Linked DNA regions of Homo sapiens: region 2 is linked to region 1. A link is an interaction called in ENCODE POLR2A ChIA-PET data of the cell type or tissue named here. Cell type or tissue: Panc1. All regions are shown on one strand. Links, peaks and the distances in the headings refer to the core of each region. The heading gives the core; the rest is flanking DNA.

The links. Peaks named below come from ENCODE experiments on the same cell type or tissue, not always from the same donor. Only the 100,000 strongest peaks of a DNase experiment are listed, where the experiment ranks them.
Region 2: POLR2A ChIA-PET joins it to region 1 with 9 read pairs; 6 of 35 experiments call an interaction of 5 or more read pairs at or near these places.

The regions. Positions count from the first base shown.
Region 1 is chr15:45,572,738-45,586,912 of GRCh38, forward strand. No RefSeq gene overlaps it. Among named protein-coding and RNA genes, the nearest start is that of BLOC1S6, 7.6 kb to the right of the region's middle. RefSeq lists a silencer at 7,041-7,241. In Panc1, for the core only: no CTCF peak of the experiment used is centred there; no DNase peak of the experiment used is centred there; H3K4me3 peaks cover 493 bases; H3K27ac peaks cover 434 bases.
Region 2 is chr15:45,493,833-45,509,779 of GRCh38, forward strand. SLC30A4-AS1 (SLC30A4 antisense RNA 1) reads left to right here. Exons shown (of 4, transcript XR_007064611.1): 4 at 3,281-6,216. The region is part of intron 3 of SLC30A4 (solute carrier family 30 member 4); the gene reads right to left. Among named protein-coding and RNA genes, the nearest start is that of SLC30A4, 21 kb to the right of the region's middle. In Panc1, for the core only: no CTCF peak of the experiment used is centred there; no DNase peak of the experiment used is centred there.

The sequences.
Region 1 (14,175 bases), core at 9,797-13,796:
ATGAAAAAAACACAGGTTCAGAGAGTAAGTGACTTGACTAAAATCTCATAACTGATATAGTTGACATCTGTTGTTTTGGTTGGGCCAATTTCCTTCCTCTTTTTGGTAATAGGACTCTGATTTTTCCTTTAAGGAACTACCCAGTGCCTTTCTATAACTCCTAGCAGGTCTGTCAGTCAAGGGGCTCTGCCTCTGTCTGTTATGTGTGACCCACACTGACCCATCAGGGTCCACTATATTCCCCTAGATGCAGAGATTGGTATACGGGTGGGCATGTAATCCAAGTATTTGAGTGTTTTTTTTTTTTTTGAGATGGAGTCTTGCTCTGTTGCCCAGGCTGGAGTGCAGTGGTGCAATCTTGGCTCACTGCAACCTCTGCCTCCTGGGTTCAAGCAATTCTCCTACCTCAGCCTCCCGAGTAGCTGGGATTACAGGCATGCGTCACCACACCTGGCTAATTTTTGTATTTTTTGTAAAGACGGGGTTTCACCATGTTGGCCAGGCTGGTCTTGAACTCCTGACCTCAAGTGAGCCACCTGCTTCAGCCTCCCAAAGTGCTGGGATTACAAGTGTGAGCCACTGTGCCTGGCTTTGAGTTTTTTTTTTTTTTTTTTTAAGGGATTGAAATAAATGAATGCTAGGAGCGCACTGACTTCACTTGGGAGATGTAAGGATCATGAAACCCTGGAGCTATTTTCCTATCACATTGAGAGAGCTCCTAGAGTGAATGCTACATAGGAGAAAGCAGAGTGGAGAATCAAAGGGAGAGAGAGGGAGAGATTCCTATTTTGGCTGAGGAGAAGACATAGAAATCCTTGAAGCCAGAGCAGCCCCCGGACTTTCAAGCTCAGTTGATCAAAACTTCCTTTGTTTGTTTAGGAAGGTCTGGACTTCTCTACTTGCTAGTTGGTTAGACAAAAATCTAATACAGCTAATGATTATCTTAGCTGGGCTTGAAACAAATCTTTTGACTTTAGCCCTTTGCTATTTCTTTTCTTGGGATATTTGAGGTGCTGCTTTTCTGGCTGGAAACCTCTGTGGGTGGTGGTGCCTTTGCCCAAGTTCTTGTCCTATGTCCAGGAAGAGTGATGTATGCAGACAAGTGGAGGGTGAGCAAGACGAAGAAGAACTTTACTGAGGGTCAGAACAGCTCAGAGGAGACCCGCGGTGAGCAGGTCCTCTCTGTGGGCAGGTCGTCCCATCGAGTGTGCAGCTCTCAGCAGAGAGGAGGCCTGGAGTGGATGGCTCCTCTCTGCTGACAGGTCATCCCCAAAAATGTTCATCTCTCAGCGGAGATGGTAGTTCCTCTATGCAGCTGGCCATCCTGATGTCTGCCCTGCTCTGGCTGAGTCTGGGGTTTTTATGGTTTTCATTCAGAGTGGGGAAAGTATATGCTGATTGGTCCATGGGCAGCAATAGGTGGGCTCAGGAAAAAGCACCACAAGTTCCCCCTCTGGTGGGCAGGACTGGTAGGACCTTCCCTGGCCTGAAAGTGGAGCTTCACTGGGGACCCACCCCCTTCCTCCCAGGAGCCTGTCTGCCTCTCACGGCCATTCATTGGCACCCAGGATGTTTGTGCCAAGAGGTGCCTGCAGGCCAGTGTTGAGCTACGTGCAGTCCCCCTCGGCTTCCCTCCCATGATCCTCATCACCCAAAGTCTGGAGGGGACTGATGTGGCTGGGGGCTGGTGTGTCAGCACTGCCCTGAGCATGAGCCCCCTGGCTGGGCTGCAACAATGCCGGGGCTCGGCTCCAACCTTGCTCCAGGATTAGAGCAGGAGCTGACAGTGGGAGAAGCCAGGCAGCAGGAACAGGTGCTGGCAGGGGGCTCTGGGAGAGAGCTGGCTCTGGGCTCCCAAGAGCACAGAGACCCCTGGGTCTGCAGCCGAAGGGCAGGGCTCCTGCCTGCTCCATGGATCGTATTTTCCTTTAAGGAACTACCCAGTGCCTCCCTGCTGTAGCTGGCATCTTGGCAATGGCCACTTTAGATGAGTCGCTGCTGCTATCATTTCTATGGAGGTATACCTCAGAAAGGTGTCCCTGACTATAAATGTCAAAACTGGTCATGTGCTTTTGTGAGTAATTTGAAAATCTGCCCTCTTTCTATAGAGACATACTGTCCTAAGTTGCTTTCTAATGTTCATTTTAAAAATTAAATCAAGAGAATGGGAAGACCAGCCATAGACTGGGAGAAAATATTTTCAAAAACATGTCTGATAGGCCAGGTGCAGTGGCTCACACCTGTAATCCCAGCACTTTGGGAGGCTGAGGCAGGCAGATCACCTGTGGTCACGAGTTTGAGACCAGCCTGGCCAACGTGGTGAAACCCTGTCTGTACTAAAAATACAAAAATTAGCCAGGTGTGGTGGTGCATGCCTGTAATCCCAGCTACTTGGGAGGCTGAGGAATGAGAATCACTTGAACCCAGGAGGCAGAGGTTGCAGTGAGCCAAGACTGCACCACTGCTCTCCAAGCTGGGTGGCAGAGTGAGACTTCGTCTCATAAAAACAAAAAAACAACAACAAAAAAACCATGTCTGATAAAGGACTATTATGCAAAATATACAAATAACTCTTAAAACTCAGTGATAAGAAAACAAACAACTTGCTTCAAATATGTGTAAAAGATGTCAACTCACATCTCATTGAAGAAAATATATAGATAGCAAAGAAGCATATGAAAAGATGCTCAACATCATATGCCATTAGGAAATTGCAGATTAAAACAATGAAATACCACTACACACCCATTACAATGGGTGAAATTCAAAATACTGACCCCACCAAAGGCTGGTGTGGACGTAGAACAACAGGAACCCTCATTCATTGCACGTTGGTATGCAAAATGGTACAGCCTCTTTGGAAGAGTGTTTGGTAGTTTCTTACAAAACTAAACATACTCTTACCTTATGATCCAGAAATCTCACTGCTTGGTATTTACCCAACTGATCTGAAAACTTACGTATACACAAAAATCTGCACATGGCGTTTATAGCAGTTTCATTTATAATTGCCAAAACTTGAGAACAACCAAGATGTCTTTCAGTAGGTGAATGTACAAGCTGTGGTATATCCATACAATGGAATATTATTCAGTGCTAAAAGAAATGAGCTCTTAAGCCATGAAAAGATATGGAGGAAGCTTAAATGCATATTACTAAGTGAAAGAAACCAGTCTGAAAAGACTACATACTATACAATTCCAATTATGTGACAATCTGGGAAGGGCAAAACTATGCAGTCAAAAGATCAGTGGTTGCCAGGAGTTGCAGGGAGAGAGGGGTGAATAGGTGGGCACAGATGTTTTGGGGCAGTGGAGCTATCTTGTATGACACTCCAGTGGTGAATATATGCAATTATACATTTGTCAAAACCCATAGAATGGGGAATATCAAGAGTGAATCCTAATGCAAACTATGGACTTTGAGTGATGATGATGTATTAATGTAGGTTCATTGATTGTAATACGTGAATCATTTTGGTGGGAGATGTTGGTAGTGAGGGGTATGAGTGTGTATGAGCAGGGGACATAGGGGACCTCTGTACTTTTTGCTCAACTTTGTTGTAAACCCAAAACTGTTCCAAAAAATAAAGTCTAGGCCGGGCACGGTGGCTCACACCTGTAATCCCAGCACTTTGGGAGACCGAGGCAGGTGGATCAACTGAGGTTGGGAGTTTGAGACCAGCCTGACCAACATGGAGAAGCCTTGTCTCTACTAAAAATACAAAATTAGCCAGGCATGGTGGTGCATGCCTGTAATCCCAGCTACTCGGTAGGTTGAGGCAGGAGAATCACTTGAGCCCGGGAGGCGGAGGTTATGGTGAGCTGCAGCACCACTGTACTCCAGCCTGGGCAACAAGAGCGAAACTCCGTCTCAAAAAAAAAAAAAAAAAAAGTCTATAAAAAAAAATCCCATTCTAAAAAAACCTGACTTTTCTCAGATTGCCTCAAGAAGAAAGACTCTAATAGAAGAAAACTCTAATTGCTGGCACCTGTGATAGTCACTGATGCTATTCACTTTCTGTTTTTCTCCTTTCCCAAGCACCTGTGAGGAAAATGCTTCCCCACCCCTTTGATGTTGGGTGTAGCCATGTGGCTGGCTGTGGGTAATGAAATGTAACCTCTGTCACCTTAAGGGTGAAAGTCTTCAAGAGTTAGTGTGCAATTTGCCATGTTTCTTCTTCCCATGGTAATGACTGGGGGTGTTCCTCCTTGTGGTGGAGGCTGTCAGCCTGGGTCTCTGAGTGAAGACTGTGAAGCAGAGTCCTTCATAAAATAGATGTGTGTGTGTTAAGTCGTGAGATGTGAAGGTTATTACAGGACCACAGCCTAGCCTGCCCTGACTGTACAGTAGTATCTGATATCATACCTCTAGTTCTCTAGTGACCCTCGAATAACATAAAAGAGATAAGGCAAGTTGAATTTCAATCTCTTATTTTAATAAATTACTTTAGGCCGGGCGTGGTGGCTCATGCCGGTAATCCCAGCACTTTGGGAGGCCGAGGCAGGTGGATCACCTGAGGTTGGGAGTTTGAGACCAGTCTGGCCAATATAGTGAAATCCTGTCTCTACTAAAATATGTTAAAAAAAAAAAATTAGGCCGGGCGCGGTGGCTCACGCCTGTAATCCCAGCACTTTGGGAGGCCGAGGCGGGCGGATCATGAGGTCAGGAGATCGAGACCATCCCGGCTAAAACGGTGAAACCCCGTCTCTACTAAAAATACAAAAAATTAGCCGGGCGTAGTGGCGGGCGCCTGTAGTCCCAGCTACTTGGGAGGCTGAGGCAGGAGAATGGCGTGAACCCGGGAGGCGGAGCTTGCAGTGAGCCGAGATCCCGCCACTGCACTCCAGCCTGGGCGACAGAGCGAGACTCCGTCTCAAAAAAAAAAAAAAAAAAAAATTAGCCAGGGTGGTGGTGCTACACGGGAGACTGAGGTAGGAGAATTGCTTGAACCCGGGAGACTGAGGTAGGAGAATTGCTTGAACCTGGGAGGCAGAGGCTGCAGTGAGCCAAGATCGTGCCACTGCACTCCAGGCTAGGTGACAGAGCAAGACGCTGTCTCAAAAAAACAAAAAAAATTACTTTAGTGTTTATATGAAAATAGAAGTTTGGGCTGGGTGCAGTGGCTCACGCTTGTAATCCTAGCACTTGGGAGCCTGAAGCAGGTGGATCACTTGAGCTCAGGGGTTCAAGACCAGCCTGGGTAACATAGTGAGACCCTGTCTCTACAAAAAAATATAAAAATTAGCCAGGTGTGATGGTGCGCTCCTGTAGTCCCAGCTACTTGGGGGGGCTGAGGTGGGAGGATCTCTTGAGCCTGGGAGGTTGAGGCTACAGTGAGCCATGATTGTGAAATTGCACTCCAGCCTGGGCATAGAGTGAGACCCTGTCTCAAAAAAAGAAAATAGAAGTTTGAACAAAACTTGGCTTGTATTTGCTTATGTAAGATATTGCAGCTGGGCATGGTGGCTCATGCCCATAATCCCAACACTTTGGGAGGCCGAGGTAAGAAGACTGCTTGAGCCAGGAGTTTGAGACCAGCCTGGGCAACACAGGGAGACCCCCCCCCCCCCACCATCTCTACAAGAAATTAAAATAAATTATTGGGTCATGGTGGTACCTGACTGTGGTCCCAGCTACTTGAGAGGCTGAGGTGGGAGGATTGCTTAAGCCCGGGAGGTTGAGGCTTCAGTGAGCCATGATCACTAAAATAAAATGTTTCTAGTAATTGTGTTCATTTTCTAAAAATTTCAAAAGCCATTGCTTTTGACTTCTGCATATATTTTGCAAAACTTTTTGGTGGCAGAGTTAGGAGGAGGTGTTGGTGAAATAATCCATGTAAAAATATGTTTGTTATATAATGCAAGGAATGAATGTGGAAAGTGTAGCAGAGTTACAGTGGGTGGAAGTATTTCAGCACTTTGCTAATGTGAAAGAATATTTCTTATGTAAATACAAGTGAAAAGTGGTTTTTAAAAAAGTGGCTAACCATAGGCAAAATGGTAAACTGTTTTTCTTTAGTAATTAATTTCTTTGATTTTCTACTTACAATTTCTTCCCTTCCTTTTAATTATTTTGCAAGAGCATCAGCCTATATGAATGTGTTCATATTTTCAACATCTATCCAATAGAAGCATAAGGTCATGGGCTGTAATATCTTTCTCTTGTGTATCTTCCCCCTTCTCCTCCCTTTTTCTCTGCAGCCCTGGTAATTACATCTTTTTATTTTATTTTATTTTTTCTTTTTCTTTTTTTGAGTCAGAGTCTCGCTCTGTCACCTAGGCTGGAGTGCAGTGGTGCGATCTTTGCTTTCTGCAACCTCCGCCTCCCGGGTTCAAGTGATTCTCGTGCCTCAGCCTCCTGAGTAGCTGGGATTACAGACATGAGCCACTGCGCCTGGTAATTTTTTGTATTTTTAGTAGAGATGAGGTTTCCCTGTGTTGGCCAGGCTGGTCTTGAACTCCTTGCCTCAAGTGATCTGCCCACCTCCGTCTCCTAAAGTTCTGGGACTACAGGCGTGAGCCACTGCACCCGGCCAGTCCCTACATCTTACTGAAATATTTTGCGCCACCCCCTGCTTTGTCTTCCCCCAACACTTTCTTCTGTTTTTGGAAAAAGATCAAAAGAGAGATAAATGGGAGGGTGGAAATAAATGCCTGTGAGAGAAGTAGGTCAAACACATTCTAAATATAGGACATCTGATCCATAAAAGGAATAAAAAATATTCATGGACTAATATTTTTTTCTTTACTTGAATCTCTTACCCACCTTCTCCCTTTAGGTCAGCAAAAAATAAAGGATATAGAAACATTTAAAACAGCAAAACTGAAAGGTGAATAAAGTTTTGATTTATTTATTGCATTATATTTGCTCTTCCTCTTTTGCATTTCATAGTCCTTGAAATCCAATGGCCTTATTTTTGCTATGAATATAACACACACACACACACACACACACACACACACACACACACACAAAGTGTTTAACACTTTCTAGATATAGTTTCTTTGAACTAACTTATTCAGAGCTACATTTTATGTTCTTTTATCTTCTTAAATTCTTTTGGTCTAACAGACTATGCAACACCTTTCTCTATTAGGTCCTCCTACTAACCATTTAATCTGTGTCACTGCTGTATTCTCCAGAGGACAGTTAGTGCCTTGAGGCCCTTGAATCTGAAGTATATTTTTGCTACTCATGATGTTTTTCTCCTGCCTGAAAGACTTTACTAATTTTTCTCTTCAGATTACATTTTACCTGTCTTTTAAGGTATGGCTTAAATCCCAATTCCTCTATTAAATTTTAAAACTTTCCCTAGTTACTTTCCACTTGTACACTATACAACTGCACATCTGTGATAGGATGAATAATGCCCCCCCAAAGACGTCCATATTCAAGTCCTTGGAGTCTGTGAATGCTAGCCTCCATGGCAAAAGGGACTTTGCTGATGTAATTAAATTAAGGACCTTGAGATGGGAAGAGTATCCTGGATTATGCAGGTGGGCTTAATGTAATCACAAGAGTCCTTATATAAAGGAGGAAGGAGGATCAGAGTGGGAAAGATGGTGATGTGACAATGAAAGCAGGGGGAAAAAGGCCATGTGATGTGGGGCCATGAGACAAAAAAGTTGCAGCCTCTCTATAAACTGGAAGAGGCGAAATTCTAGGGAAGCAGATTCTTCCCTGGAGCCTCCAGAAGTAAGCAGCTGTGCTGACACCTTCATTTTTAGCCCACTGAGCCTGATTTTAGACTTCTAAGCTCCAGACCTATAAGAAAATAAAACTGTTGGCTGGGCACTGTGGCTCACGCCTGTAATCCCAGCACTTTGGGAGGCCGAGGCGGGCAGATCACGAGGTCAGGAGATCGAGATCATCCTGGCTAACAGGGTGAAACCCCACCTCTACTAAGAATACGAAAAATTAGCCGACGTGGTGGCGGTCGCCTGTAGTTCCAGCAACTGGGAAGGCTGAGGCAGGAGAATGGCGTGAACCCAGGAGGCGGAGCTTGCAGTGAGCACACATGGTGCCACTGTACTCCAGCCTGGGAGACAGAGCAAGACTCTGTCTCAAAACAAACAAACAAACAAACAAAAAAACATAAAACTGTGTTGCTTTAAGCTACCAGGTTTGTAATTTGTTACACCAGCCATAGGAAACTAAGATGACATCATGTCCTTTACATTCCTCCAGGTCCTGTTCCACATAATTCAGCACTTTATTGTCATGCTCACTAATTCTACTATGTTTAAATGGTAGAATATAAATTCTTGGTGGACAGGAATCAGGATTTTTACTTTTACCCCCTACAATGCCTTCCAGTTCTAGATATTCAGATGTTTGGAGTGAATTATAACTTCGGTGCATAAAAGGGAATGGGAGCGATGAAAGGCATTTTAAAAGAGATATAAATCAACAAACTGTATTTACATCCTTGCAATCAAATTCTAGTATTTTGCTTTTGAGCTCTGTGCCACATGCAGTGTTATGTTAAGCATATAGCAGCCATTTCACAGAGACTGGAACACAAAGGGTATTCAACAAACACCTGATGTGTTAGTAACCCCAAGAAAGGGTTCTTGGGTCGCATGCAAGAAAGAATTTGGGATGAATCCACAAAGTAAAGTGAAAGCAAGTTCATTAGAGAAGTAAACAAACAAAAGCATGGCTACTCGCCAGGCGCGGTGGCTCACGCCTGTAATCCCAGCACTTTGTGAGACCGAGGCAGGCGGATCACGAGGTCAGGAGATCGAGACCATCCTGGCTAACACAATGAAACCCCGTCTCTACTAAAAATACAAAAAATTAGCCTGGCATAGTGGCGGGCGCCTGTAGTCCCAGCTACTTGGGAGGCTGAGGCAGGAGTATGGCGTGAACCTGGGAAATGGAGCTTGCAGTGAGCCGAGATCGCACCACTGCACTCCAGCCTGGGCGACAGAGCGAGACTCCGTCTCAAAAAATAAAAAAGAATGGCTACTCCATAGGCAGAGCAGTGGCATGGGCTGATTGGCTCAGTGTACTTATGGCTATTTCTTGATCATATGCTAAACAAGGGGTGGATATTCAATGAGTTTTCCAGGAAAGGAGGGGGAGTTCCTGGAACTGGGGGTTCCTCCCCTTTTTGGACCATATAGAGTAACTTCTGGACGTTGCTATGGCATTTGTAAACTGTGATGGTGCTGGTGGGAGTGTCTTTTAGTGTGTTAATGCATTAAAATTAGTGTATAATGATCAGTGAGTATGATCAGAGGTCACTTTTGTCACCATCTTGGTTTTGGCCAGGTTCTTTACTGCATCCTTTTAATCAGCGGGGTCTTTGTGACCTGCATCTTGGGCCAACCTTCTGTCTCATTCTGTTACTAAGAATGCCTATCCTGGGAATGCAGCCCAGCAGGTCTCAGCCTCATTTTACCCAGCCTCTGTTCAAGACAGAGTCACTCTGCTTGGAATGCCTCTAACAGATGCATTGAGCTGAAATCTGTGGGGGTAGAGGGAAAAGGAGAAAGGGAAAAGCAAGATGGGTTTGGTACAAAGTCCGCCTTGTCTATTTAGCTGATTAGTTTTTGTCATATTAAGTAAAGTTAAAATGCTGAAAAAGATCATCAAATTTCCAACATGAATTGTTCTGTAAAGCAAAATAGAAGATAATTAAAAATTGGCAGGGTGTCACCATTTAATTTCATCCACTGAATTTAAATAACCAGTATTTTGGCCAGGTGTGGTGGCTCCACCTGTAATCCTAACACTGGGAGGCTGAGGCAGGAGGATCACTCAGGCTCAGGAGTTCAAGGCAAGCCTGGGCAAATAGTGAGACCTTGTTTTTATTTTAAATAATAATAAAAAATAACCAGTATTTTCAAATTCATGTAATATGGTTAATACTGTGCTAAGACATAAAGAGGTACAGGCAACCCATAGGACATGGCTTCATTCTAAATGGCTTTACTATCTAGTTAGGAGATAATGCTAACAACCAACTAAGGTTGCCAGGCAGTTTATCAAATGTCATATTGTGTGACGCAGACTTTACAGATTATAGATATCTGGAAATGGGGCTAGAGAATCAATACTTACTTCATTCATTGAATATTGGTTGAGAACCTATTATGATTCTCTGTGAATAAGAGCGTATGTTCGGAGTTTGCAATCTAATAGAGGGAGACAAGGGAAATAACTAATACAGAATAATTTAAGTGGACAGGCATGGTGGCTCATGCCAGTAATCCCAGCACTTTGGGAGGTTGAGGCTGGCAGATCGCTTGAGTTCAGGAGTTTGAGACCAGCCTGGGCAACACAGCAAAACCCGTTTCTACCAAGGGGGAAAAAAAAAGAACGGATTAAGTGCTAAAATAGCAGGATGCTTTGTAGTTGATAAAGGGTTATTACCGTAACTTCTGAATGAAAGGAGTAGTGGGATTGTGAATGATTTTAAAGTAAAGGCTTTAAGACTGAGCCTTGGAAGAGAAGTAGGATTTTTTTTTTTTTTTGAGACAGAGTCTTGCTCTGTCACCCAGGCTGGAGTGCAGTGGTGCTATCTCGGCTTACTGCAACCTCCACCTCCCGGGTTCAAGTGATTCTCTGCCTCAGCCTCCTGAATATCTAGGATTACAGGCGTGTGCCACCACGCTCAGCTGTTTTGTGTTTTTGGTAGAGACAGGGTTTCACCATGTTGGCCAGGCTGGTCTTGAACTCCTGACCTCAGCTGATCTGCCTCCCAAAGTGCTAGGGATTACAGGTGTGAGCCACCGCACCCAGCTGAAAAGTAGGACTTTGAAAATGTTGATTAAGTCAAACTCTGTAAAATATTTGAAGACATTTATTTTGAGCCAAATGTGAGTGACCAATGGCCCATGACACAGCCCCAGGAGATCCTGAGAACATATGCCCAAGGTGGTCAGGCAGTTAGCAGAAAGGGGTACTGATTCAGACCCCAGGAGAGACTTCTTGGATTTCGCAAAATAAAGAATTCGGGTGAGTCCATAGAGTAAAGTGAAAGCAAGTTTATTAAGAAAGTAAAGGAATAAAGAATGGCTACTCATGGGCAGAGCAGCGGCTTAGGCTGCTCACTGATTACACTTATAGTTATTTCCTGATTATATGCGAAATAAGGGGTGGATTATTCATGAGTGTTCCGGGAAAGGGGTGGGCAATTCCTGGAACTGAGGGTTCTTCCCCTTTTTAGACCATATAGGGTAACTTCCTGATGTTGCCATGGCATTTGTAAACTGTCACGGTGCTGGTGGGTGTGTCTTTTAGCATGCTAATGCATTATAATTAGCAAATAATGAGCAGTGAGGATGACCAGAGGTCACTTTTGGCACCATCTTGGTTTTGTTGGGATTTGGCTGGCTTCTTTACCACATGCTGTTTTATCAGCAAGGTCTTTGTGACCTGTATCTTGTGCCGATCTCCTATCTCATCCTGTGACTAAGAATGCCTAACCTCCTGGGGATGCAGCCCAATAGGTCTCAGCCTCATTTTACCCAGTCCTATTCAAGATGGAGTTGCTCTGGCTCAAATGCCTCTGACAAGGCTACAGTGTAGTTTTATATACTTTAGGAAGACCTAAGACATTCATCAAAACATGTAAGATGTACATTGGCTTGGTCTTGAAAGGCGGGACACCTGGAAGCGGAGACTTCAGGGTCACAGGCAATTCAAAGATTATCAGGCTGGCGTGGTGGCTCACGCCTGTAATCCTAGTGCTTTGGAAGGCTGAGGTGAGAGGATCGCCTTAGGCCAAGAGTTCCAGAGCAGCCTGGGCAACATACGGAGACTCTACCTCTATATTAGGAAATAAACAAACAAAAAAGACTTAAGTTATTATCTAAAGACCTGGAGTCAATAGAATGTCTGGGTTAAGATATGGGGTTGTGGACACCAAGGTTGTTTTTTTGAGACAGAGTTTTGCTCTTGTCGCCCAGGCTGGAGTGCAATAGTGTGATCTCGACTCACTGGAACCTCCACCTCCCAGGTTCAAGTGATCCTCCTGCCTCAGCCTCCCGAGAAGCTGGGATTACAGGCACCCGCCACCATGCCTGGCTTTTTTTTTTTTTTTTTGTAATTTTAGTAGAGACAAGGTTTTAGTCACCATGTTGTCCAGGCTGGTCACGAACTCTTGACCTCAGGTGATCTGCCTGCCTCGGCCTCCCAAAGTGCTAGGATTACAGGCGTGAGCCACCACACCTGGCCCAAGACCTAGGTTTTTTTTTTTTTTGAGACAGAGTTTCATTCTTGTTGCCCAGGCTGGAGTGCAGTGGTATGATCTTGGCTCACCGCAACCTCTGCCTCCTGGGTTGAAGCAATTCTCCTGCCCCAGCCTCCCAAGTAGCTAGGATTACAGGCATGGACCACCACGTCTGGCTAATTTTGTATTTTTAGTAGAGACGGGGGTTTCTCCAGGTTGGTCAGGTTAGTCTCGAACTCCTGACCTCAGGTGATCCACCTGCCTTGGTCTCCCAAAGTGCTGTGGTTACAGGCGTGAGCCACTGTCCCTGGCAGAGATCAAGGTTTTATTATGCAGATGAAGCCTCTGGTAGAGCTCTTATCAGACCTAAAAAGGTGCCAGACTTGGTTAATTCCCTCCTGGGTAAGGGAAAACACCTGGAAAGGAACAGGGCTTTTCTACAGACTGTAGGTTTTCCCCCACAAGATACAGCTTTGCAGGGCCATTTAAAAATATGTCAAAGGAATATATTTTGGGGTTAAATAATTCAATTTCCTTCAGGGCCTGCTATCTGTCGTGATGCTATACTAGAGTCAGGCTGGCTTGGTGTCAAAAATAAAGTTCTAGAAAAGCTAGAAAAAGTCTGGCAGTCTTAAGATCTGTTTTCATGTGAATGCTGTTCAGCTCAGCCTGAATTCCAAAGGGAGGAGGGTATAATGAGCCATGTCCGACCCACCCCCGGGACTAACCCCCCCATCCCCACTTCCATCTAGATGATGGAATAACTAGATTTTCAGGTTTACTTTGGAATGCCCTTGGCCAAGAGGTGAGGGGCAGGGGGTCCATCAGTCAGTTGTGGGGTTTATAATTTTATTTTTGGTTTACAAAAGGATAGAATATTTCAGGTTGAAGCATAGGCAAGAGCACTGCAGACATGAAAGGGCATAATTTTAGGAGAATGCTCACATGGAATAAAGAATGTCTTGAAGGGTATACCGTACATTATTATTGGTGTTATAACAAGTTATCACAAACTTAAGACACAGATTATTTCACAGTTCTGTTGGTCAGAAGTCCAACATTGATCACATGAGGATAAAATCAAGGTGTCATCAGAGCATTAGAGAGGCTTCAGGGGAATGTTTCCTTACCAGTTCCAGCTTCTGGAGGTCACCCACAATGCTGGAGGCTCCCTTCCTCTATATTCAAAGCCAACAATGTTGTATCTCTCTAATCATTCTTCATAGTTACTTGTCACTCTTGACTCTCTTTTGCAGTTTTGGAGGCCCTATGATTACAATCAGCCCACTGGAACAATCCAGGATAATGTTTTTTTTTTAAGATGGAATCTCGCCCTGTCGCCCAGGCTGGAGTGCAGTGGAGCTGCTCAGCTCACTGCAACCTCTGCCTCCCTGGTTAAAGCGATTCCAGGATAATCTATTTCAACACCAGGTAATTAACAACCTTAATTCCCATTTGCTATGCAAGCTAACATATTCACAGCTTCTGGTGTTCAGGCTGTGGACATCTTTGAGGGGCTAGTATTCTGCCTACCAGAGTTAATAAGAAGGAGCTAATACTAAGAGGAAAAGAGGCCCAAAGAGGAAAGTGTGTGAATGCACTGATAAAGGCAATGGGGAACCAGTGCAAGTTTCTGAGTCTTGCAAATTCTTATTTTTTTGAAATAAGCTTTGGTTGCAGCTGAGAAAACTGAACAGGCATAATTGGGGAGCAACATTAGGAGGCCACCATTACAGTTGAGATGAGAGGGTATAAGCTAGAGATGGCAGAGCTAAATCGTTTTCTTTGGTCCAAAGCTGCCTATGCCCTTTTCTAAGTGTTTTCCAACAGAATTCATGAGATCATTCCACAGGATCTCAGCAAGTGCAGTTTCTGATAACTTGGCCGAATTTGTTCAGTAGCTGCTGCAACGGAGGGCTTAAATCTTTCATCTACACTTAACAAGGGGAGCCCGGAAAAGTGGCAAAACCCTAGTTAGCAAGGCTGAGGCT
Region 2 (15,947 bases), core at 5,500-9,499, 83 kb before region 1:
AAAAACAAAAAAAACACTCCTATAAAAACCTATGCATCAACAGAACAGATATAAGAATAAAACAAAAACATACCATTTCTATTCAAAAACCATGGAACACCTATTTCTAACATACAGATAATCATACTTTGAAAGAGATTAATATATTTTTAAAAGAGATATAAGCTGAAAAAGAGAAAAGACCAAATGAAATATACAAAGCTATGGAGAGACCTCTATATTAAGTACAGACTATACACTCTTTGAGGATATGGTCCAAGTCTTATTACATGTCATATTTACTGTAGTACTTAGGAGAGTAGTTCACATTGATAGCAGGTATTCAAATATTTATGGATGATTTTTTAGAATGAAATTAGTCAAGGGTTAAGCAAGGGAAGATGATAAAAGGCTATACAATTAAGAAAATGAAGCTAAATATGAATAATAGGTTATTACTTAATACCCCAAAAAACAAAAAGTAAATAAGTTAAAAGAGAAGGTGTAAGCCAAATAAAAAAAACACAAGGGATTTCTTGTCAAAGTTATAACTGCTGATGGTGAAGTACACATATAAAAATACTGTAAAGAGGCTGGGTGCGGTAGCTCATACCTGTAATCCCAGCACTTTGGGAGGCCCAGGTGGGCGGATCACCTGAGGTCAGGAGTTCGAGACCAGCCTGGCCAACATGGCAAAACCCCATCTCTACTAAAAGTACAAAAATTAGCTGGGCATGGTGGCAGCTGCCTGTAATCCCAGCTACTCAGGAGGCTGAGGCACAAGAATTGCTTAAACCTGGGAGGTGGAGGTTGCAGTGAGCTGAGATCACACCACTGCACCACTCCAGCCCGGGTGGCAGAGCGAGACTCTGTCTCAAAACAAAACAAAACAAAACAAAACTGTAAAGAAGAAATAATTTTAAAAATTCGAAACTGTAGAATCTCATGTGCTTGTGGTAGCCTCCTACCACCAGGAGAACTTTAACCAAGTACCAAGGCTGAAGCTAGCAGTTAGCTCACCATAGTTTTTAAGGTGCCCTAATCAAAATTTTAATATAAAAATTATAAAGCACGTGGTGGCTCACACCTGTAATCCCTGCTACTTGGGAAGCTGAGGGGGGAGGATCACTTGAGGTCAAGAGTTCAAGACCAGCCTGAGCAACACAGTGAGACCCTGTCTCTCCCCCCAAAATTGGCCAAGTGTGGTGGTATATGCCTGCTGTCCCAGCTACTTGGGAGGTTGAGGCGGGAGGATCACTTGGAGTTTGAGGCTGCAGTGAACTGCAACAGTGCCACTACACTCCAGCCAGGGTGAGAGTGAGACCCCTGTCTCTCAAAAAAAAAAAAAATTACAAAGCAATACACTTTACACTTATAAAGATTCACAGCCACATAAGTTAATGACATAGAGATGTGCTTGGTTATGAAAATTTAAAATTCATAATTAAAAATTACTTCAAAACCCCTTATATAATTAGGTTGTCTATACTTTCCAATTTTTCTGGGATAGTCCTAGTTTATGTTTGCTGTTCTGGCATAATTATGAATAGAGCCCCGTTTCACTCTCAAAACTGTTCTGGTTTGGATGATAAATTATAGTTACCCTAGTAGGTCTGTCAGATATAATATTGGATGCCCAGTTAAATTTGTATTTCAGACAACAAATAATTTTTTAGTGTAAGTATGTCCTACGCAGTATTTCAGATATATTAGGCATCCTATGAGTATGCTAAATCTGGCAAATCCCACACTCCAGTGATTTTACTAAACCACTTAAAAATCGCCTTTTTGTGAATTCTCAGATAAGGCAAACCTACATTCAAGATAAAGTGAAATGAAAGTCAAACACAGCGCATGAACAGAGCTCCTTGGCAGAAGGACTCCCACCCTTACAAGGCCCACTATATTCTGGCAGCCTGCAGCTGAAAAGTCAGTTCTCTATGCCACAGTTTTCACTCACATGAGAAGGATAAGAGATTCTAATACCTGCCTACGTTAACAGTAATGGAATTCAGCTGATTTCTAGAAACTCCCAAAATGGCATATTAAGATACTGCTATCAATGATATCCCTTTTCTAGTCATTAATAAGGAATGTGCCTCATTAATAAGGAATGTTGTTCCCTTGGTGAAAAGCAAAGACACTAGTCTGTTATCTTTTATAACAGTTATATGTCTTCTGGGATATAGACATATATCCCAAAATGTCTTCTGGGATAGAGTAGTAATAAATGCAAAAGGGAAAAAAAGTAAACTTTTAAGTAGATTGTTAGGGCTGAGATTTATAATTGGAAGTATAAAGCAAAGACAATACTATCTAACTAAAAATTCTAAGAGCAGAAATATAATCATTTATTCTGATAAAACAAAAAGCTCTTTCATTTGAATACATTAAGCTTTGGTGAAATACCATAAATAGGACTAACTTAGGGTTTAAAAATTTTTCCTTCATAATATTCTTAACATGATGGAATGCAGATAAAAACGGGCAAGATTCCGCTCCCTCCCACTCCCCCATTTAAGAGAGAGGGAAGCTTTCAATCAACAACCAAATTATGACCTGCTCCAATTTTCTCATTCTTGTTCTGGGTTGGTCTTCGGTCACATAACTTACAATAAAGTTTTCCAAGACAAAAGGAGTAAATTTCGGATTACTATTTCATTTTCTTAAAAGAGACTCAGGAACTTTCACAATTAAAATTCTGGATTTCTGTGAAAGCTACCACCCCATTAGCTTTAGGTAAATTCGTTTTTTTAAATAGAGACAGGGTATCACTATGTTGGCCAGGTTGGTCTTAAACTCCTTGCCTCAAGCAGTCCTCTCACCTCAGCCACTTTAAGTGAACTTGAATGGTCATCTTTCAATCAAAATAGAAATTTAGCATTTAAAAGTCTTGAAAAATGGCCGGATGTGGTAGCTCATGCCTACAATCCCTGCACTTTGGGAAGCTGAGGAGGACAGATTGCTTGAGCCCAGGAGTTTGAGACCAGCCTGGGAAACATGGTGAAATCCCATCTCTGAAAATATAAATAAATAAATAAATAAATAAATAAATAAATAAATAAAATAAATAGGTGTGGTAGCACATGCCTACAGTTCTAGCTACTCGGGAGGCTGAGGTGGAAGGATAGCTTGAGCACAGGAGGTCAAGACTGTAGTGAGCCTTGATCATGCCACTGCACTTCAGCCTGGGCAACAGAGCAAGTCCCTGTCTCAGAAAAAAAAAAGATTTTTATGAAAATACTACAAAACCATTAATATAGTTTTGTTTTATTTTGTTTTGTTTCTCTCTGTCACCCAGGCTGAAGTGCAGTGGCGCAATCTCGGCTCACTGCAACCTCCACCTCCCAGGTTCAAGCAATTCTCCTGCCTCAGCCTCCCGAGTAGCTGGAATTACAGGCACATGTCACCATGCTCGGCTAACTTTTTGGTATTTTTAGTAGAGACGGGGTTTCACCATGTTGGCCAGGGTAGTTTCAAATTCCTGACCTCAGGTGATATGCCAGTATCAGCCTCCCAAACTGCTGGGATTACAGGCATGAGCCACCGCACCCGGCCTAATATAGTTTTTAAAACATATTTTGCCAGCTAAGTCTACACATACATAATTAAATCACTCCACTTGGCTGAACTGGAGCATGAGAGGAGGGAGTAAGATGAGTTAATATGTGTATTTGCTACAAGATCACGGGTCTTTTCATTTGGCTGAAATACAAACAAATGTTTATAGTCAATGATCTAATAAAAACTAAAATACACCCTGAATTTCATATATAGAGAATAAACAGTTTGAATGGCTAATAAATGCTAAAAGAAAAAAATAAATAGGAGAAAACATAGATGATTATCAAGTTTTAATAGTACTATATGAAAATTGTTTACTGCATATTTTAAAACATCAATAAATTGCCAAAACTAGGAGTTTTCAAGGTTCACATGAAAAACACTGGATTCCTTCGCTGTCATCCTCTGTTATTTTCCATCAAGTACCTTATTCTTTCTCTTCCTAGGATTTATTACAATTTATTATTATTTTTATGTTTGTATACATATGTACTACCTATTTCCCCACCTATACTATTATTCATTCATTCAACAAGTAACTATGAGGCACTATAACAATATTTGCTTCAACTATGTAAACCACACACAACCCAAACATATTTATTTTCATGGGTGTTGTATAAATGTACTGGCCTACCATAACTGTTAACTTTGCTAATGCTATGATGCCAATAATGAGTATTGTTCACTTAACAAAACTCAGTTACAGTTTCACTTAAACTATGTAACACTTGTCTTTCCATTGCTTAAAAAAACTATATATAGCAAATATCTGAAGACAGGTTTCAGAGGTCTATAAAAATGAATAGGGAAGGAGAGTGGAGCTATATCCTCTCTTCTAATTCCTTTTGTGCTATTTTTCTTTTCTACCTTCTTCCAATAGAGGATAGGAAGGAAACAGAAGGAAAAAGAGTGGGCTATATTGGATTTGCCTAGGACTTCTAAACTAGTACACGTTGAGCACCCCTAATGAGAAAATTCAAAATTCGAAATGCTCCAAAATTTGAAACTTTTTGAGCACCAATATGATGCTCAAAGGGGCATTTCAGATTTTGGATTAAGGATGCTCAACCTGTATTTGTATTTCAACTCAGGCTAAAGACATCATAGAGGATTTTCAGTGGCCCACTGTCACCACCAGAATGGCAAGCTAAACTCCAAAGTTTGTCTTTCGATCTCCCCTTCCATTATAAATAATCTCCTACTTCTGCTTATTGCTCCCCCTACAACACACCCAAGATGCCTACTACTCTCAAGCTGACGTCTAGCTATCCAGCGTGGACTACCTCACTCATGTCTTCTTTCAGCCTCAATAAAAACTCCCATCCCTAGGAAGTTCTAGGAATTTATTCTTTTCCTATAGATGTTTATTTGATGTGATTAAATTCTAAGATGTGAATAATTAATAGGCATAACTTTTGTCAGTGGTGGGAGGAAGTTGTCAAAATGAATCACTAACTAGGAGATTATAGGTTATTTTTGGCTGTGTGTTTGCGGGAAGACTTCTTAGCTAAATAGTTTTCTATCCATAGAGCAAGAGGGGATAAAAAAATCCCAACTACATGGAATTAGCATTGTAACCAGGTACCTAACCCAGGACAATCCATCATCTAGCCAGCTCTGCCAGGGTTTCTGCTCAGTAAAACTATGTATCATTAGGAAAGACATCTATCCTATACTGTCACTTAGCCATGAGCCTAGGCTGATTTTTTTTTTTTTTTTTTTGAGACGGAGTCTCACTCTGTCACTCAGGCTGTAGTGCAGTGGCACCATCTCAGCTCTGCTTCCTGAGTTCAAGCGATTCTCCTGCCTCAGCCTCTCGAGTAGCTGGGACTACAGGTACCCACCACCATGCTTGGCTAATTTTTTTGTATTTTTAGTAGAGACGGGGTTTCACCATGTTAGCCAGGATGGTCTCAATCTCCTGACCTCGTGATCTGCCCGCCTTGGCCTCTCAGAGTGCTGGGATTACAGGAGTGAACCACTGTGTCTGGCTCAGGCTGATGATTTTTATTACCATAGTGCAAATCTTGCTTTTTATTTCAAATACAAACAACTCTGCTTACTACAGTCCTTTCACATGAGCATTATCTTTATCTAATTCGCACAACCTCTTCAGCCCACCGTCTGGAAAAAAAACCATATAAATATAGTCAATTACTTTCACCAGAAGGACAGAAGGATAGAAGGATAGAGGCAGAAAGCAAGCAAGCGGGTGGAGCCTGTTCTCTTTAGAATGGCATTTCCTCTTTGTCTGGAAAAGAATGCTATTCCTCCTGAGAACTTGTGGGATTTCTCCTACAGTGTGGTTTCATTACATTCAAAATTGTATTACCTTCCAGAATAAGATAGCATGCCCACAATCAAATAAATCCAGGCATTTAAAAATAACTCGCATATGGCCCCTAACCTGCTCTCCATCTTCCTACAAAAAGCTGATTGTAGTTTATTATAAAACAATAATGAAAGAAAATAGATGAAAAATAAAAACCTGAATGATTTTATACAATCTATGGTCTCACATGAAGGAAAAGTAGCAACAGAACAGAACTGACTCCTGGAATAGCCACTGTATCCCACAAATCTAAGACTACCCTTCTTTCACCTTGACTGATTTTTGCTAAAATGAACTGTTACATTGCAAATAAATTACCAAAGACTTATGAGTTTAAAGAGCATGTCTTGAAAAACTGTTATTTAATCATCAGAGTGAATCATCTTTTTTCCTACAATTTAGCTAAGAATTCTGACTGGGGGAGAAGAACGGTAGGCCATTTTGGAGCATGGAGCATCTTGAGAGATATGAAAAATCTGGGTAAGATGATATACAGGCAGGTAGAAGAGGGAAGGAAAAACAGAAGGCTGAAACTAACTTTTATTGGGAATTTACTCTATGCCAGAACCATGTTAGGTACTTTATTTTCCTTACCACATTATTTACTTTTCACAATTCTGCAATACAAATATTATTCCTAGTTTACAGAAGAAGAAACTTCTAGTTCAAGAGAGTAACTTACTCTCCAAAAGGTCATATAGATGGATCTCAGATTTGAACAAAAGATGATTTAGCCACGAAGTTCTAAGTGGTAAGAACTAAAGCAAACAAATAGGATCAGCCCCTCACTGAGATAAGGAAGAAAAAATTCCCTTCTGACAAATTTCTTTCTATACCCAAAATGGACCTTTAAGTCAGGTGTACAACCAGTACAACAGTACTATCCAGCTATGTTAAGGGTCTGTCTATCTATCTATCTATCTATCTATCTATCTATCTATCTATCTATCTATATGTTTTTGTTTTATTTTTATTTTTTTATTTTTTTTGAGACGGAGTTTCGCTCTTGTTGCCCAGGCTGGAATGCAATGGCACCATCTTGGCTCACCGCAACCTCTGCCTCTCAGGTTCAAGTGATTTTCCTGCCTCAGCCTCCCAAGTAGCTGGGATTATAGGCGGCCGCCAACATGCCCAGGTAATGTTTTGTATTTTTAGTAGAGATGGGGTTTCACCATGTTGGCCAGGCTAGTCTTGAACTTTTGACCTCAGGTGATCCACCCTCCTCGGCCTCCCAAAGTGCTGGGATTACAGGCGTGAGTATTTTTATAGTCTATTCTGTGAACATGACCACAGTTTTAGAATTATAGAAAAATGTGGCCAGGTGCGGTGGCTCACGCCTGTAATCCCAGCACTTTGGGAGGCCGAGGCGGGCAGATCACGAGGTCCGGAGATCGAGACCATCCTGGCTAACATGGTGAAACCCCGTCTCTACTAAAAATACAAAAAAATTAGCTGGGCGTGGTGGCAGGCGCCTGTAGTCCCAGCTACTCGGGAGGCTGAGGCAGGAGAATGGCGTGAACCTGGGAGGCGGAGCTTGCAGGGAGCCAAGATCGTGCCACTGCACTCCAGCCTGGGCAACAGAGCGAAACTCCATCTCAAAAAAAAAAATTATGGAAAAATGTTTTCAAGTTCCAAATATTTAGTCCCAAATTACAAAAACACCACTACTCTGAGTTTGGTAACTGGTTTCATTTACTCCCAAAACAAATGATTTAAGGATTATGCATTGTTCTAAATTGTCTGTTCCACAGCTTTCATGCCCTTATTTATTCAGCCTGAATACGCAAATTTATGTTTTTGTCTTGTTTTAGACAGAGTCTTGCTCTGTCCCCTAAGCTGGAGGGCAGTGGCGTGCACATAGCTCACTGCAGCCCTGACCTCCTGGGCTCAAGTGATCCTCCTGCCTCAGCCTCCTGAGTAGCTGAGACTATAGGTGCATGCCACCATGGCTGGCTAATTTTTTAAAAAGTTTTTGTAAAGATAGGGGTCTCGCTTTGTTGCCCAGGCTGGTCTCAAACTCAAGGGCTCAAGCAAACTTCCTACTATGGCCTCCCAAAATGCTGTGATTATAGGAGTGAGCCACCACACCTATCCAACAATTAGTGCCAGACACAGAGAGTTTAATATTACCTGTTCCTGTCCCTATTTAACTCATCATCTAGGAGACAGAGTTTCATAAAAATAGCTATAAAAGATGTGATAAATGCTGCTAACCACATATAAATTATTATGAGAACATGACATAGAGGATGATACTACTAATATCTAACTATCATTCACAGACACGAATCCTTTTTTTAAAAAATCCAAACTCATAAATAAATCAAACACGGGTGATTTCATTGTAAAAACAATTGTTTATTACATATTATATATTAGTGACTTTTTACTTTTTTTTTTTTTTTTTTGAGACAGAGTCTCACTCTTGTTGCCCAGGCTGGAGTGCAATGGCATGATCTCAGCTCACCGCAACCTCCACCTCCCGGGTTCAAGCGATTCTCCTGCCTCAGCCTCCTGAGTAGCTGGGATTATAAGCATGTGCCACATGTATTTTTAGTTGAGATGGGGTTTCTCCATGTTGGTGAGGCTGGTCTCGAAATCCAACCTCAGGTGATCCACTAGCCTCGGCCTCCCAAAGTGCTGGGATTACAGGCATGAGCCACCGCACCCAGCCTATATTTTTTTATTTTTTTGAGACAGGGTCTTGCTCCATCACCCAGGCTAGAGTGCAGTGGCCCGAACATGGCTCACTGTAGCCTCAACCTCCTGGACCCAAGCAATCTTCCTATCTTAGCCTCCCAAGTAGCTGGGACCACAGGTGTGTGCCACCACATCTGCTAATTTTTCTTTTTATAAAGACGGGATCTCCCTGTGTTGCCCAGGCTGGTCTCCAACTCCTGGGCTCAAGTGATCCTCCTGTCTTGGCCTCCCAAAGTGCTGCAATTAGAGGTATGAGCCACAGTGCCTGGACTATTAGTGACTTTAAAAGGTTCCATTCATCAGGCCTGGTGCAGTGGCTTATGGTTGTAATCCCAGCACTTTGGGAGACTGAGGTGGAAGGATAGCTTGAAGCTAGGAGTTCAGGACCAGCCTGGCAACAAAGCAAGACCATGTCTGTACAAAAAATTAAAAAATTAGCTGGGTATGGTGGTATATGCATGCAGTCCTAGCTACTCTGGAGGCTGCGAGGGTAAGATTTCTAGAGCTCAGGAGTTCGACGGTGCAGTGAGCTATGATGGTGTCATTGTATTCCAGCCTGGAAAACAGAAAAAGACCGTGTCTCGAAAAAAAAAAAAGACTCCATTCATCTAAAGATAATTTACACACGAATTTCAGAAATACATCTGCCTGTTTGTCTATTATCAGTTTCTATACACCTTCACATGTGTAATATACTTTTATTGAATACTAGATAATCCAAATTAGATACATGTATCAGCTGTAATTTGACATTAACCACAATATAAGTAAATATTAAAAACTCTTTATTACAGAAGGAGAAGCAAAGGCACAGTAAAACTATTTACCCTAGATCAACAGGACAAAAGAAGACCTGAAATTAATTTTCATTTCCTCATTTAATATTTTATTCAATAAAAGCTAATCCTTTTAGAAGGTCATGGACTCACTGGGCATTGTGGCTCACACCTATAATCCCAGCACTTTGGGAGGCTGAGGCGGGCGGATCACAAGGTCAGGAGTTCGAGACCAGCATGGCCAATATGGTGAAACCCCGTCTCTACCAAAATACAAAAATTAGCTGGGCATGGTGGTGGGCGCCTGTAGTCCCAGCTACTCGAGAGGCTGAGGCAGGAGAATCGCTTCAATCTGGGAGGGGCAGGTTGCAGTGAGCCAAGATCGAGCCACTGCACTCCAGCCTGGGTGACAGAGGGAGACTCCATTTCAAAAAAAAAAAGTCATGAACTCAAAACAAAAAAAAACAAACAGGCTGTGCATGGTGGCTCACGCCTGTAATCTCAACACTTTGGGAGGTGGGAGGCCGAGGTGGGCAGATCACCTGAGGTCGGGAGTTCAAGACCAGCCCGACCAACATGGAGAAATCCCATCTCTACTAAAAAGACAAAATTAACTGGGTGTGGTGGCACATGCCTGTAATCCCAGCTACTTGGGAGGCTCAGACAGGAGAATCGCTTGAACCCAGGAGGCAGAGGTTGCGGTGAGCTGAGATCGTGCCATTGCACTCCAGCCTGGGCAACAAGAGTGGAACTCAGTCTCCAAAATAAATAAATAAATAAATAAATAAAAATTTAAAAACAAGAAAAAATAGCTAATCTTTGGGTTACAGAAGAAACAAAAATGATTCCTTCTTCACTCCAGACCATTTGGAGGAACTGAGAGGGGAAGTAATAGCCTCCAGAGTAACTAAATAGACAGTACTTGATCATGTAAAGCTAATTCTCTATAAGAAAATTCCAGATTCAGTTTAAACTGTACAGAAAGAACTAATGGGAAGAGGAGAAAACTAAAATGTGAATAGCATATAACAACATCACTGTTTTACCATCAAGTAGAATTGCTCCTTCAATTTCTTTTATTTCTACCTTTTTAGCAAAACTATTCTCACTTGGGTGAGAACCCATTTTCATTGGTACTTCAAAACTATTCATAAGCAAAAATCAGTGTCAAAAATATTTAGTAACTTAAAAAAAACAAAAAGTATAAGTAGAGACGGACAAGAACTCCTCCTGCTTTCTCCCACTGGGCTCATCGTATTTCTGTTCCATTACATAAGAGACTAAAACTGACAAACTCTGTTTTATCGCTAACACCTAAAAGCAATAAATGTGATTTGTTACCATATTATGATAAAATTTAACCAAAAAATTTTAAAGATCGGATATTCTGCAGTTTACAGTGACATTTATGTATATATGCCTAAAAGCTACATATAAACCTTGAATTCATTTAAAATTATTTCCAAAGAATAAATGAAGGCTGCTTTTGAAGTGCCAGGCATTTTTCTAATTACTTTACAAATATTAACTCATTTAATATTTGTAATAACTCTATTATAAAGTAGGCACTACTATTAGTTTCCTTTTACAAATAGAAAATGGAGGCACAAAGATGTTAGGTAACTTGCCCAAGGTCAAACTGGTAGGAAGTTAGGGAGCCAGAGCTTGAGCCAAACTATTGGTCTCAGGGTCTGTTCTCTTGACAACTTCTCTTTGTTGCCTCTCATGGGTCCTTGTAAATACCAATCAAAAGTCTACAATCAACCGGGTATGGTGGCTCACGCCTGTAATCCCAGCACTTTGGGAGGCTGCGGTGGGAGGATCACATGAGGTCGGGAGTTCGAGACTAGCCTGGCCAACGTGGTGAAACCCCATCTCTACTAAAAATACAAAAATCAGCTGGGAATGGTGGCACACGTCTATAATCCCAGCTACTTGGGAAGCTAAGGCAGAAGAATCGCTTGAATCCGGGAGGTGGAGGTTGCAATGAGCCAAGATTGCGCCATTGCACTCCAGCGTGGGCAACAAGAGCAAAACTCCATCTCAAAAATTAAAAAAAAAAAAAAAAAGAAAGAAAAGAAAAAAAAAGGCTACAATCAATAGTCCATAAATAAATATAAACCAATCTAAAGCCTACAGAGAATGTGATCTTTTAAAGCAGAAACACATCCATATAACAACTAAAATGGCAATTACAGCTAAGCTATGGTTTGATATTTACTATTGTCAGATAGAGTGTAAAATTTCATTCTTCAGTGTAGAAGAAATTCCCAGGAAATCTAATTTTCTGCTTCCTCATGCAGAATCCCAAGACAATATCCTGTTTTCAATTTTTATTCAAAAGGAGCAAGGGAATATTACTTCTATCTGAATAGTTAAGTGGTTGTTCTCCTCCTTTAAGCTCTGACATTTTCAAACCAGAAGCTTCTATGTACTGTTATAAAGTGATCTGGAGGTGGAACTCTATATAGAATCACTGCCTCCAGGTCTAGAGTTGAGTATACAGTATACTGCCTATTGCATAAAAAAGGGTGGTGAGAAGCAGGATATGAACATATATATGTATTTGCTTATGTTTTCAAAAGGAAGTGCTGGAAGGATAGGCTAGAAACCAATTAAAAGGGTCTACTCTTATGGAATGGTATGGGGAGATGGAGTGGAGGGGAATGAAAGCAAGACTTCTCTGTGTTTTCTTTTAAAAAATAATTTTTGGCCAGGCATGATGGCTTATCTCTGTAATCCCAGCACTTTGGGAGGCCGAGGCGGGTGGATCACTTGATCTCAAGAGTTCAAAACCAGCCTGGGAAACAGGCTGCAGAGTTTGCAACCAGCCTGGGAAACAAAGCCTCGTCTCTACAAAAAATACAAAAGTTAGCCAGGCATGGTGGTGCATGCCTGTGGTCCCAGTCCCAGTCCCAGCTACTCGAGAGGCTGAGGTGGGAGGATTGCTTGAGCCTAGGAGGTCAAGGATGCAGGGGGCTGAGATCACGCCACTGCACTCCAGCCTGGACAACGGAGTGAGACCCACTCTCAAATAAATAAATTAATAAAATAAAATTTGACTTTTGCAACATGTTTTGCATATTTACAAAATAAATCAACAGAGAAAAAACCCATCCCTGTCCCACCCCACCATGTCATCAAAACAAAACAAAATTCAACAAGAATGGTAACAAACCAAGCTTCTTGTGGGGATTCCCTCTGTGAAGTTTTCAGGACCTGAATCTCCAAGTCTGGAATTAGAGATCACAAGAGCTACCCTACTTAAGTGTGTCCAAATGTAAATATATCTCTCCCCATAGAACTTCAAGAGATTACTCTGAAGCAATGGTACTGTGGAACTCAGGGACACCAACTGCTTTGGTTTACAGCTTTATTCATCAAATTCTATGTATCTTTGAATCTTCCTCAAGCAAACTAAGTTTTTTCTTCCAAATTTCCACCATTATTTCATAGAGCAGAATAAGTGAAATAAGGTCTATATCTAGATATCCCCTCATAATATTTCAGAATACAAAACAACAAAAAAAAGAAGATCCCAAAAGTTTCAGTGTGAAGCTTGAGTACCTTCTTAGCTCAGGAAATACCTATCTATCTATATCTTTAACAATTCCCTCCCTTTCATTTTTTTAGATGACTTTTAAAAATTGACATAAAATTCATGTAACAAAATTCACCATTTTAAAGTGTACAATTCAGTGGTTTTCAGTACATGTACAAGGTTGTGCAGCCATCATCACTACTAATTCCAGAACATGTTCAACACCTCAAAAAGAAATACCATATGCATTAAGTGGTTACTTCTTTTTATTTTTTAAGTTCTATTTTTCTGAGGTTCTTAATAGTAAGGCTTGGCTGGGGGCGGTGGCTCATGCCTATAAACCCAGCACTTTGGGAGGCCGAGGCGGGTGGATCACGAGGACGGGAGATCCAGATCATCCTGGCCAACATGGTGAAATCCCGTCTCTACTAAAAATACAAAAATTAGCCATGAGTGGCGGCGGGCCCCTGTAATCCCAGCTACTCTGGAGGCTGAGGCAGGAGAATCACTTGAACCTGGGAAGTGGAGGTTGCAGTAAGCCGAGACCGCGCCATTGCACTCCAGCCTGGGTGACACAGTGAGACTCTGTCTCAAAAATAAATAAATAAATAAATAAATAAATAAATAAATAATAAATTTCAGGAATAATTTTAATTTCAAAGAGCTATTTCTTGTATTTATTTTTCCAAAACATTTTACTGTTTTATTATTCTGAGCATATTAATAAGATAATTTAAAAACTTTTCTCCTGGTTCTGTTCTTTTCTTTTTCCTTTTTTTTTTTTTTGTCTCACTCTGTTGCCCAGGCTGGAGTGCAGTGGCTTGATCTTGGCTCACTGCAACCTCCACCTCCCAAGTTCAAGTGATTCTCATGTCTCAGCCTCCCATGCAGCTGGTATTACAGGTGGGCACCACCATGCCCAGCTAGGTTTTGTATTTTTAGTAGAAACAGGGTTTCACCATGTTGGCTAGGCTGGTCTCAAACTCCTGGCTTCAAGTGATCCGCCCACCTTGGCCTCCCAAAGTGATAGGATTACAGGCATGAGCCACCATGCCCAGCTTCTCCTGGTTCTTTAAGTTACTTCTCTTTCCTTTAGGGTTAATTTTTCTATTAGTTTAGTTTTGGTCATTTTAATTCATGGTGCTGGTTTTTCCCACATGCTGGAAGATTCTTGGTTGTCTATTCATACTTAGGGCAGAAGGATAGGGAAACTATCCTTTGTAAAAAGGAAATGCTGGAAGGATAAGCCAGAAATGAATTGAAATAATATTTTTTGGTAGAGACAGGGTCTTCCTATGTTGCCCAGGCTGGTCTCGAACTTCTGGGTTCAAGGGATCCTTCTGCCTCAGCCTCCCACAATGCTAGGATTGCAGGCATAAACCACCATGTCCAGCCTAAAATGGTTATTAATATGGGGTGTAGGGCAGGGCAGAGGATAACTATATTCCTTTAGGATGAGTAGGTGGAGAATCAGGATATGAGGTGGTAGAAATCTGAATTCTGGTAAAAGTAAGACTTATTTTGGAGCATCAACTTCCACACTAATTCTTAGTTTTCCCTGAACATTTTGTTCAGTTTCTTTCTAGAAGAACTATGTGGTGTTTTACTTGGCGGAAAGTGTAGGCTGCCTGAGTAGAGGTAGGAGTAAGAAGGGAGGTAGGGGCATAGTGACCACTGGGAACGGCTTCCCACTTATTCAATTAATCTTCCGTTTTCAGCCCCAATTCTCATTTCTGCTCATCTCTGTCCCTAAGCCTTAAGATCTGTTGGGCTGGTCCAGTTCCTAGTTCAGAGTATGTTCTACACATTGCTTCTTGGCTTGTTTTCTCCTTCAACCCACTCATATGTACTTTACAACTTCCAAAAATTTCTGGAAATGTGTTTACTGGTAACCCAATCATGTAATTCTCTTTGGTGTTTTGGTACCTCTATGTTTTTATCTTAATGGACTCTCAGAGAGACAGGAATCAAATGGTGCTGTCTGGTCTACCTTCTTGGAACTTAGTACTTTTAAGGAAAGGGAAAGATTTGACTTTCTATAGAAAATTCCAGAGACACAATAGGACCGGTCAGTTCTATTGTCTCTTATTTTTACATAGTATTTATTTATGAAGAAGCAAAGTGACTATGTAGAACAAACACTAAGTACTTCTTTAATATTTAATAGAAGTTTCATTATTATGGGTTCTTAACTTATATGTGTAGCATCTTCTGTGTTCTGTTATTGCATGTTTCTGAGGGAGTGTTTCACTGCTTTCATCAGAATTCCAAAGGGTTTATAACCTAAAAGAGTTTAAGAACCACAGGACTATATAAATGTACTCTCTCAAGCAGTGTTAAAAAAATTCCCATTCCATGATGATATGTTTACATCTTAGATCTTAACTGCAGGTGTTTAAATCTCAAAAAAATTAATGTTTAAAAATAATTTTGAAGCTGTTTAAAAATCCTAAGGCAACCAGTAAACAAATGACTATATAATATGTTGAGAAGCAGTGGAGTTTCCTTTAGGAACACATTCTTTTTTTTTTTTTTTTTTGAGAGAGACAAGAGTCTTACTCTGCCGCCCAGAATGGAGTGCAGCAGCATGATCTAGGCTCACTACAACCTCCGCCTCCCGGGTTCAAGCAGTTCTTCTGCCTCAGCTTCCTGAGTAGCTGGGATTACAGGCGTGCACCACCATGCCCAGCTAATTTCTGTATTTTTAGTAGATATGGGGTTTCACCATGTTGGCTAGGCTGGTCTTGAACTCCTGATCTCAGGTGATCCGCCCACCTCGGCCTCCCAAAGTGCTGGGATTACAGACGTGAGCCACCGTGCCTGGCCAGGAACACATTCACATGCATTATGCAGTAGCTTAACAAAAGAAAAACTTCACTTGGGGCTTTAGCTCTTTTGTACAGTAGCTGAGAGTACGGAGGGGTGGGGATGCTAGATAATTTTCCAACCTGATGACCTGGATAGCTACTTGGAATATCACCATTTAGGTACAGTGTCAAGTTTTGCACCAGAAGACCCAGTCACTAAGTAAGAGGTCCTGGATGCTGTGGGC